Linked DNA regions of Homo sapiens: region 2 is linked to region 1. Evidence: chromatin loops called from intact Hi-C (ENCODE). Cell type or tissue: breast epithelium. All regions are shown on one strand. Links, peaks and the distances in the headings refer to the core of each region. The heading gives the core; the rest is flanking DNA. Region 1 overlaps LOC107984798 (a long non-coding RNA gene). Region 2 has its middle 39 kb from the start of TPM1.

Evidence for each region. A loop is a pair of places that touch in the nucleus more often than their neighbours do. Peaks named below come from ENCODE experiments on the same cell type or tissue, not always from the same donor. Only the 100,000 strongest peaks of a DNase experiment are listed, where the experiment ranks them.
Region 2: a loop joins it to region 1, with 36 times the contacts of the local background. A loop is called at or near these places in 1 of 110 quality-filtered maps.

The regions. Positions count from the first base shown.
Region 1 is chr15:63,110,572-63,115,952 of GRCh38, reverse strand. It overlaps LOC107984798 (a long non-coding RNA gene), which reads left to right. Exons shown (of 2, transcript XR_001751584.1): 2 at 1,797-2,142. Among named protein-coding and RNA genes, the nearest start is that of LACTB, 8.6 kb to the left of the region's middle. In breast epithelium, for the core only: no CTCF peak of the experiment used is centred there; no DNase peak of the experiment used is centred there.
Region 2 is chr15:63,001,211-63,006,591 of GRCh38, reverse strand. No RefSeq gene overlaps it. Among named protein-coding and RNA genes, the nearest start is that of TPM1, 39 kb to the left of the region's middle. In breast epithelium, for the core only: no CTCF peak of the experiment used is centred there; a DNase peak (open chromatin) is centred at 2,928.

The sequences.
Region 1 (5,381 bases), core at 154-5,153:
GTCCTACTATATCTCAGTATAGTGTATACTATTAACCACATTAACAAGCTAAAAAAGAAAAATCACATGATCATATCAATTGATGCAGACATATCAATCATTAGGCAAAACACATTCATGACCGAAAAAACCCTTAGGAAAATAGGAATAGAGAAAAACTTCTTCAAATTGATAAAGAACATCTACAAAAAAATCTATTGCTAACATTATGTTTAGTGGGAAAGACATACGAAGCAAGTATGTCCACTCTAATCTTTCTTATTCAACAAGGTGCTAGAAATTATATCGAGTGCAATAAGGCAAGAAAGACAATTAAAAGCACACAGATCAAAAAGAAAGAGATAAAATTGTCCTTATTTGCAGAGGCCATGATTGCTTATGTAAACAATTTTAAAGGAGCTGGGCACAGTGGCTCATGCCTGTTAATCCCAGCACTTTGGGAGGCTGAGGCAGGCAGATTGCTTGAGGCCAGAAGTTTGAGACCAGCCTGGCCAACATGATGAAACCCTGTCTCTACTAAAAATACAAAAATTAGCTAGGCATGGTGGTGCCTGCCTGTAGTCCCAGCTACTCGGGAGGCTGAGGCACGAGAATCACTTGAACCCAGGAGGCAGAAGTTTCAGTGAGTCAAGATCACACCACTGCACTCCAGCCTGGGCAATAGGGCAAGATTCCATCTCAAAAAAAAAAAAAAAAAAAAAAAATGTTAAAGGGAAAACAAAAACCCATCACCTCCTAAAATTAGAATGTTTGTCCAGCAAGGTCGTAGGATACATGATAAGCATAAAATATCAATTATGTTTCTATGTACTCGCAATAAACTTATGGAAAAGTTTAATTAAAAAAATAAAGATGGCCAGGCGTGGTGGCTCATACCTGTAATCCTAGCACTTTGGGAGTCCAAGGCAGGCAGATTGCTTGAGCTCAGGAGTTCAAGATCAGCCTGCGTAACATGGTGAAACCCCGTCTCTACAAAAAATGCAAAAATTAGCTGGGTGTGGTGGTGTGTGCCTGTGGTCCCAGCTACTCGAGAGGCTGAAATGGGAGGATCACTTGAGCCCAGGAGGCTGAGGCTGCAATGAGACAATATTGCATCACTGCACTCCAGCCTGGGTGACAAAGTGAGACCCTGTCTCAAAAAAAAAAAAAAAAAGGTGGAATATGAACCAGGATGAATATTCTGAAACTCAAATATAACCATATCTAACTCCTGTTCAAAATGCTTTAAAGCTTAACCAATAAGAGAAAGTCCAGACTCCTATGGTTGGACATGTGGTAGGATAACCTACTGAGAAAAAAATGGGTTTTGTTTTTTCAGAATCAGGTTCACCACAAAGGAATGAACTTCATTTCCTCTTCTGCCAAGAAGGAGGCCAGGCCTCTGACCCTGGAAGGTCTGGGTTTTTCATACCCCCAAAAGGGCAGTTAACAACTGTAACTGGTTGTTTGAGAGGTCCCAATCCACCGAAGTATAAACAACGAAGGTTTTGTTTTTCCCAGTAATTGCTACCTGCTTTGCTTGGCCAAATCCCTCCCCACCAGGGTAGAGGGGAACTTTAGTGATAACTCCATCTGGTCCAACACCTTTTCCGTCACATGAAGCTATCAAAACAGTGTAATTTCAAGTGAATATTTGGTTGCTTCAGGTACTATTTCCCCTGCCAAGTCCAGTTCAATGGCCTCTCTCTAGGAGCTGACCAGGGTGCCATTTAAAGCCGCAGGGAGGTCCCGGCTGAAGCGGGTAGGTGGTGCCATCAGGAATTTACTTTCCTAGTCTGTCTCCCTTCGCTTGGCAGCAGGTGTGTGAAGCAGGCCTCACCAGTCAGAGGTGCACATTTTCAGAAGCTGGCAATGCCATTGACGGTGTTGGATGAGACATGCAGCTCTCTGGGCAGTAAGTGGCAGGGGTTCTCACAGTGTGGCAGGGCTGCCCCACTGTACCCACCACTGTATCAGGCGCAAGGCCGCTGTCAACAGCCCAGCTTCTAGGAGCACCCGAATCTTAAAAGACTCCATTCGTGTGTCCTTTACACTTGCAATCCTGGCATAATTAGAAATAACTCCACTTTCCCTCTCAAATGAGGAGATAAAATATGTAGCCATCCCACCCCATATGTTTTAATAAATTCATTTTCTATTTAACTGGCCAGAGTGGTCTTTGAATTTACAGCTAAGAACGTGCCTGATACAAAAGGCTTCTCAGAATCAGGCTCCTCCCTCCTACTCCATCTCTATCCCACCTGTGATTCGATCTCAGTTCTATTAAAATAGATGGCTGTTTAATGTCTCCAGGCCATTGGACGGGCTTTTCTTTCTTCCTGGAACGTTTTTTCCCCCAGCGTCCACCTGGAAAACACTGTCTTCCTCCCTCTTTGTGCCCTGCATTCCTCTATTGTCACACTTAGCCCCATGTTACAATTGTACTAGACTTTTTGGGTTTGTTCTTTTGAGATTTCTCTGCCAATGATTTGTGAGTTCCCTCAGATTAGAGACTTAGTTTCCTCCAGGGTTAGACCAATGCCAGTCACAGGAAAAGTTTCAACAAACATGTATTGAAAACTTTATATGAATCAGTGTAAAACTGCACTTTTTATAGAAAAATGGTGAAATCAATTGGTTATGATTACTGATTTAGAGAGTAGCTTTAGCAGTCTGCTAAGTTGAATTCTCTGATGGTTTTCATTTGTAGATCTTGAGTTTTAGCTGGAGAGAACCAACCCTATCAGGGGTCTGGAAAATGGAATTCAAGTCAGGAGTGGACCTTAAGTTGGACTAAGCCATGTCACACCAATAGGGAGACAAATGGTGACAGCTCACTATTATTATTAGACTGCTATGTCACTGCTATGTGCTGGCTGCCTTATATACCTTCTTTTTTTTTTTCTTTTTGTTTTGAGATGAAATCTTGCTGTGTCACCCAGGCTGGAGTGCAGTGAAACAATCTCGGCTCACTGCAACCTCCACCTCCCAGGTTCAAGCAATTCTCTGCCTCAGCCTCCTGAGTAGCTGGGATTACAGGCACCCACCAACCCGCCCCGCTAATTTTTGTATTTTTAATAAAGACAGGGTTTCACCACCTTGGCCAGGCTGGTCTTGAACTCCTGACCTCGTGATCCACCTGCCTTGGCCTCCAAAAGTGCTGGGATTACAGGCGTGAGCCACCGCGCCCGACCTAGTAACAGTTTAAAGGATAAAGCAGGCGAGCACTAGGGACAAGAGGCAAGGATTTCAGGCCCTGCTCTACCACCAATGAGGTGGGCTCACTTCAGGCTAATTATTTTCCTTCTGAATCTCAGAATCTGTATCTGTAAACCAGCATGCACTCTGAGGTCCCTTTCAGCCACATGGTACAAAAATTCTAAACCTCCCAGCAAGAGGTTCACTATAGAAGATGATACTGGATAAGACCAAAAAGAAAGAAAGAAAGAAAAAAAACTTTCCTAATAGTGGAAGTTGGAACAGGCTCAGCATTGTTTTTGGAAAGAGAAGTTATTTCTGGAAGTTTCTCAAGCGTCTCTCTGTTCTTGATGGAACTCAACACAAGCACTCTGCATCTAGTAGGCCCTCCATAACTATTTCTTACTAATGAACAGCATCTAGGGTGTCAGAGTTGGATCTTCAGGGCTGGGTACATCTAATAACCTCCTCTCCCAGCGTTTCACCCCGCCTGTGATAAACAAGTGTTTGATACGGTGACCCTCTTGTTTTCTAGACTCTTTTAGTTAGATTTCTCTGTGGGATGTTTTCAAACATTCTCAGGTAATAATAACAAGACCATAATGATAACCCAGAGGTGGTTGTAACTTTTATGTGGTTAGCTGGGAGAAAGAATTAGAGGTTTTAATGGTGATGAAAAATTTTTCTTGAACCTGATCAGCCTTTGACAAATGCAGACTGGAGCTTTAACAGTTGCAAAATGGAGATAGTGATGCAGGATGTTTAAAGATAGAGTAGAAGGCATAGACCAGAGAGAGCAGCTGTTAGTTTGCTGAGGAAATGGTCTCCCTTCTCGTCACAAACCATTTCATTATCTATGTGTATATCAAAGCATCATGTTATATGCCTTAAATATATATGATAAAATCTTTTTAAAAATTCATTTATCTGTTTGCAAATTGGAGGAGCTTGACACTAGGATGCAGTTAGGTCAGAACAATGCAATAGGTATGTTGAGCTCATGACTGGTCAAGGAATAGGCAAGGCCAGAGGGAAGCTGTGACCAGGGAGGCAGGTAGCCAAAGTGACACTCCTCAGATGTGGCAGCTGTCCCTCCCACTTCCCCATGTCAGCCCTTCCAGCTGCCAGTGCCTGCCTGAGGACTCTGGTGCTGGAGGCTGTCTTGCCCATGAGTGCAGCAGGCAGGAAGTGTTGGGGAGTAATTGCTGCCCCCTTCAAAAAAATAAAGACTGGTGGGAGTAGGTGTAAAATGCCTCAGCACTCTTGTCCTTCTGGGATAACTGTCTCTGAGTTCCCTGAGGGGATCAAGCTTCAGCCACATGGGTAACTTGCATGATCTCGCATCCTTCATTGTCTCCTTCCTTTCCCTGTCTCACATCTTCAGTGGTGTTTCCTAGGATCATCTCCCACAAACTACCTGAGCTGGAATCCTTGTCTCAGGTTCTACTTGTGGGGAGACCCCAACTAAGACAGCAGGCCACTAGGAATATGATGGGTAAAGTCACTGACTTGTAGCCAGGGGACTAACAGAACACAGGGCCGCCATGGGGCTTATAACACGGAAGAGGAAGTAGCTGAAGTGTCCAGTATACAAAGAGATGAGCACGGTGAGACTCATGGCTGTGCGCAGGAAGGGGCAAGCTTGATTGGAAGACTACCGTAGTCCTGACCCTGTGTTTGGGATTAGGTACATATTGTCTCTATCAATCCTTACAGAACTATACACTAGAGATGTCACCTCCATTTCACAGGTTGAAGGAAGTTAAATAACTCATTTATGATCACACGGCTCGTAGAGAGGGGATGTGAACCAGGCCTCCCTGGTACCAAAGTCTATGCTATATTCCCAAGAGCTCACCTAACAGCCCACACATCATGAGTGATCAGTGACCAGTCGGTGTGGTTTTCATGAGGAAGAGCCAGCAGTTCCTCAGGCCAGGCCAGGCTTCCCAGGGTGGAAGGACCTTAGAGAGGTTGAGGTCAGCCACATGGGGACTCAGCTTAGCAGATCCAGAAACTTGATTTGGCAACCCCCTAGCAGTAATCTGGCCTGGGGCACTGAATGACAGCCACCAGACTCTCCAGAGACTCATGAATGATCTGGGTACTGATCTGTTGATCAGATATTTATGTTTGTTAGTGTATTAGTTTTCTGTTGCTGATGTAACAAATGACCACAAACCTAGTAGCTTCAAACAATATAC
Region 2 (5,381 bases), core at 222-5,221, 110 kb after region 1:
TGGAAAAAGTAGTTTACACAATTTCCCTCTGAATTGCCTGTTCTTGTCTTTGCCTTTCTCCCATGCCCTAATCCCCCATGGCGGAGTCTAATACCCTAAGGCATGCTCTGGCCTCTCTGCTCCCTTAGACACCTCATTCTCACTAAGGCAACAATGCCTGATAATAGCATAGAACGCTGCCCTCACCTCACCCTCAACCCTGAAGGGCTGTGCATTAGCATGTGGCTGTGCGTGTATGTGTGTGTGTGTGTGTGTGTGTGTATGTGTGTGTGTGTGTGCATGTAAGCCAGTGTTTTTCACTCAGTTTTCCTTGCCTTGCCCTGTTCTTTCTAAGGGCAGGACTGTGCTTTGCCTGACAGACCAGGGCAGTTTCCTGCTCTATGTTTACAGCTTTTATCATAGTAGCGTACAGTTTGAACTCAACACACCTACAAAAAAAACCCTTAAACCCACACTTTAGCCAAGGCCTGATAATATTTAAAGAAACACGGATTTTGAGTGTTTCATAGTTTTTCTAATATATACTAAAAGTTTATTTATGCTCTGTTCTCACTCATAAGTGGGAGTTGAACAATGAGAACACACAGGCACAGGGAGAGAAACATCACACCCCAGGGCCTGTCAGTGGGTGGGGAGTAAGGGGAGGGAGAGTATTAGGACAAATACCTAATGCATGCAGGGCTTAAAACCTAGATGACGGGTTGATGGGTGCAGCAGACCCCCATGGCACATGTATACCTATGTAACAAACCTGCACGTTTTGCACATGTATCCCAGAACTTAAAGTAAAAAAAAAAAGTTTACTCGTGCTCTAATATCTCCTATACTACAGTGGCATGGGAGGGACCCACATTTTGGGAAGTGATGGCTTAATGTTCTGCCATCTACTTGAGACATTTTCTAAGGATGTTGAGTTTATTTATTTATTTATTTATTTGGTGAGAGTGGATATCTTTGAAGATCATGAGCAAATGTTTAGGGGTATATACATTGATATAACTCTTTAGGAAATTAGGTCGGTGATACATATTAGGGGCCTTATAACAGGTAACCTTATACTTATTATTCCGGGGAATAATTCCTGAGATAATAACCCTCAAAGCAGGCTGGGTGCGATGGCTCATGCCTGTAATCCCAGCACTTCAGGAGGCCGAGGCAGGTGGATCATTTGAGCCCAGGAGTTTGAGACTAGCCTGTGCAACATGATGAAACCCCGTCTCTACTAAAAATACAAAATATTAGCCAAGTGTGGTGGCAAGCACCTGTAGTCCTAGCTACTGGGGAGGTTGAGGTGGAAGGATCACCTGAGCCCAAGAGGTCAAGACTGCAGTGAGCCATGATAGTGCCACCGCACTCCAGTCTGGATGACAGAGTGAGACCCTGTCTCAAAAAAACCCCCAAACAAACAAATAAAACCAACCAACCAACCAACCAACAAGGAACTCAAAGTAGAAAAGGCTTGATTTGTTTCATAATGCCATTTACAATAGCAAATGTTTTGGCAGCAATCTGAGATTCCAATGATTGGGAGGTGGTTGCATAAATCATGGCGTATCCTTTCTTAGAGAATAACATGCAACTATTAAAATGATGCTCACTCTATAAAATTAGGTGAGAGAAGCAGGACACATAAATGAATATCAAACATCTAAGTTGATCATTATTATATAAAATGAAATATGCATAAAGGAGAGACTTGCAAGAGATATTGCTAAATGTTAGCCAAAGGTTGTTCGTAGATCATTTTCCCCCTGTAATTTCTACGTCTTTATTATCTCCAAGTTTTAAATAGTAAATTTCAGGGTGGAGGAATTAAACCATTGACAAGGTTATTCATGTATCTTTATGTTCATTTTCTGGACAGGGATATTGTGATGATGGCCCTGATTCATTTAGTTGGAGCCAAAGTTTCCAAAAAAGAAGTTGATGCTCTTGTTATTGATGTGTGTGTGTGTGTTTAGTGGGGTGTGATGTGAGGTGAGTGCCTCCTGAGGAACACTGAAGATTGACAGGGGGTCTCTAGGAAAGGGAGACCCAAATACAGTCCCCCAGGGTCCCATGCACAACCTGCTCATCACTGCCCTGGCAGTACTTGAAGACACATTGTCCTCTAAAAGAAACACCCAGCCTGACATCTCAGATTACTGCCCAGAGCCAGGGAAAGAGAGTGAAGAGATTCCCCAGGGGTGGGGTGCCTCCTCCTGGATGTCTTCAGGACAGTTCATTTGGCCATGGAGGTTTTGGAAGGCCCTAGCTGGAGCCCTGAGGTAGGCACTGAGTTGGGCCCTGCCGGAGCTAGGAAACAAGCCTGGAACAGAACAGCCTAGCAGCAGAGTAGCTGTTGACTGAGTGCCTATAATGCATGTGCATACGGTGAGCTAGTCCTTGAATTTTTCTAATTTAACACTCATAATCATCCTAGGAGAAAGGGTTCCAGCCCCCATTTTGTGGATAAGGAAACAGACCCAGAGAGGTTAAGTCACCTGTGCAGTCACACAGCGGGGATTCACACTCAGGTTCAGCTGACTCCAACACTCCCACACTTTCAGTGACGCTGCCATGAATCTCCATGGAAGGGAACTAACACTATTGGCCCCCTCCCCTGCTTGACCAGTTCTGTCAAGCACTGGGTAATTGGGGATGTAGTAATAAATCAAGCCATACTTCCCGGGGGATACAAATCACATTGCTGCTTCCACTTTTTAAAGTCAATTTCATCTTAGGCTTCTTGGGACTGCCACCAATGCCTAGCCACAGAGAGGGCCAGGGTCCATGGAAAGTGCTGAGATGCTGATGTGTACACATGTGCTCTATTGCGTCCTCATGGACCGTGCTCTACTTCATCCAACAGTCATGCTGATTACCTTCATATTAATGGGACAATGTATGGTTGGGCACCCCCCTTCCTCCCTGCTTCCTTCTCACTCATCGGCTTTCAGCCTGGAGCACATACCTGTGGTTAAATTATTAAACCTTACAACAGGATAGAAATGATGACAGCTGTAATCCCTACACACACACACACACACACACACACACACACACACACACTTTCACGCCACTAACAATTTGCTGAAAATGCTGACTTAATAGTATTAACCTAATGGCTGGGTTGAAATAATGATAATAATGATAATGATGATAGTAATAGTAAAAGAATTGCTCTCAAATCATTCTGACAGGTATTGCAGCTTCAGTTGCCACGCTCATTCCCTGAGAAAGAATTTGCATTTTAAGATTCAGTTCGTTTCAGGCAAACGGCTCCCCAGGAAGATAAATGAGCCTTTAATGAGGTTTTTCCTTGCCCAGAGTGAAATCTTACTCCTTTCTGCAAAAGCAGGTGAACACCAATTTCCAGACAGGATTCAGGCCAAACCTCTACATTTCCAGACTTCCAGGGGGCAGACTGGAAAATGACATCTATTAAAAATCCTGCGCTCATGCCTGTAATCCCAGCACTTTGGGAGGCCAAGGTGGGTGGATCGCCTGAGGTCAGGAGTTCAAGACCAGCCTGGCCAACATGGTGAAACCCCGTCTGTACTAAAAAATCCAAAAATTAGCCAGGCATGGTGGTGGGGGCCCGTAGTTCCAACTACTTGGGAGGCCGAGGCAGGAGAAGTGCTTGAATGCGGTAGGCAGAGGTTGCAGTGAGCCGAGATCGTACCATTGCACTCCAGCCTGGGTGACAGAGTGAGACTCTGTCTCAAAAATAAATAAATAAATAAATAAATAAATAAATAAATAAATAAATAAATCTTGGGCTCTGATTTAAAGTGGTCCCCAGTGGGGTGTCATTGCACTGTGGCGGTGTTTTGGATGGGGGCATGATGTGGCAGGAATGTGGCTTTCTGGCTCTCTCTGGCCCAGCAATGGTGGGAGCTTTTTTGGAACACCCCTAAAAACCAGGGTAAGTATCTTCCCTCTAGCCATAGCAGGCAGACCACGGTTTGAAATGCTCCAGCCAGTTAAAGAAGTAGCATTGGGGTGCAGACCCCAAAGGTGTCTCCACAAAGACTTGCTGAATGCCTACCGTATGTGGTTCTACACAGATGAAGATGACTAGGATATAGCTTGAACCCAGGAGGTGGAGGTTGCGGTGAGCCAAGCCCACGCCATTGCTCTCCAGCCTGGGCAACAAGAGAAAAACTCCGTTTCAAAAAAAAAAAAAATGCTATTTGAGAGATAGTCTTGTTCAGCCCTTCTAAAACTCTTCTGTTCACTTGCCCTAGTTTTAAGGGTTCCCATCTGGTATCTTAGTCTTGGGATGTCCCTGTGCTGTGGAGTTGTCTGTGGGACAGTAACCATATTTATGTTACTCTTTACTATTTTGCTATATAATATTCTATTGTTATTAAGTTATAGTTTATAATTTCCATGATTATTCTTCCTTTTACCCATTAATTATTTAGAGGGGCATTCAGAAATTTTCTTAACACATGGGTTGTGTGGAAATGTTTTGGTTACTGACGTTATAATTTTATTGCACTGAGGTTTGTGAATATGATCTGTATAATATCAATTCTTTGATGCCTTTTGGTATTTTCTTTGTGGCCTAGGGTACATGGTTAGTTCTTGTAAGTATGTACTTGAATAGCTGTTTATTCTTTATTTTTGAGGTGCAAGTTTTCATAAATAACTGTGGTTCGACTCTGCTGTATCCTTCACAATTTTTTGGTCTGATTCAATGCTTTCTGAGAGAAGTGATTAAAATCTACCACTTTGATTATTCATTGTCAATAATATCTTTTTGTCGGTTTTTGCTTTATATATTTCGAAGTTGTGTTGTAAGGTTACACAGGTTCAGGTTAACTATATTTTTTTTTTTGGTGAATTGTTCTTTATCAAGACCTTTTTATTGCCAAGTTTTTGTCTTAAGGCTTATTTTGTTTCAAATTAATATTGTCAAGATCAACTTCTTTTAGTTAGTATTACCTGGAATATTTTTTCTTAATCTTTTGGTTTTGATCCTTTCCTGTTTTTGGTTTTAAATGTGTCTTTTAGAATAGCTTTTAGCTGGATTGCAGTGCCTAGACCACTGCCTAGTATGCATAGTAGGTGCTTAATAATTATTTGTTGAATGAATGAATGAAAAAATTAAATCTAATCTGAAAATTTATCCTTTAACAGATGAGTTTAATCTGTTATAATTCTTGTGATTATTGATATTTGACCGACTTCTACCACTTTTTGTTTTCTAAATACATGTTTTATATTTCCTTCTCTTTTTATTTTCCTGCTTTATTGACTTCTACTGGATTAGTCGAATAGGTTTTATTTCATTTCCCCTTCTACTATATTGAAAGTGATTCCTTTTCTGTTGTTGAGAAGTGATTGAGTTCTCAATCACTTCCTATCTCTGTGCTACCAAGAAGAAAATAGAG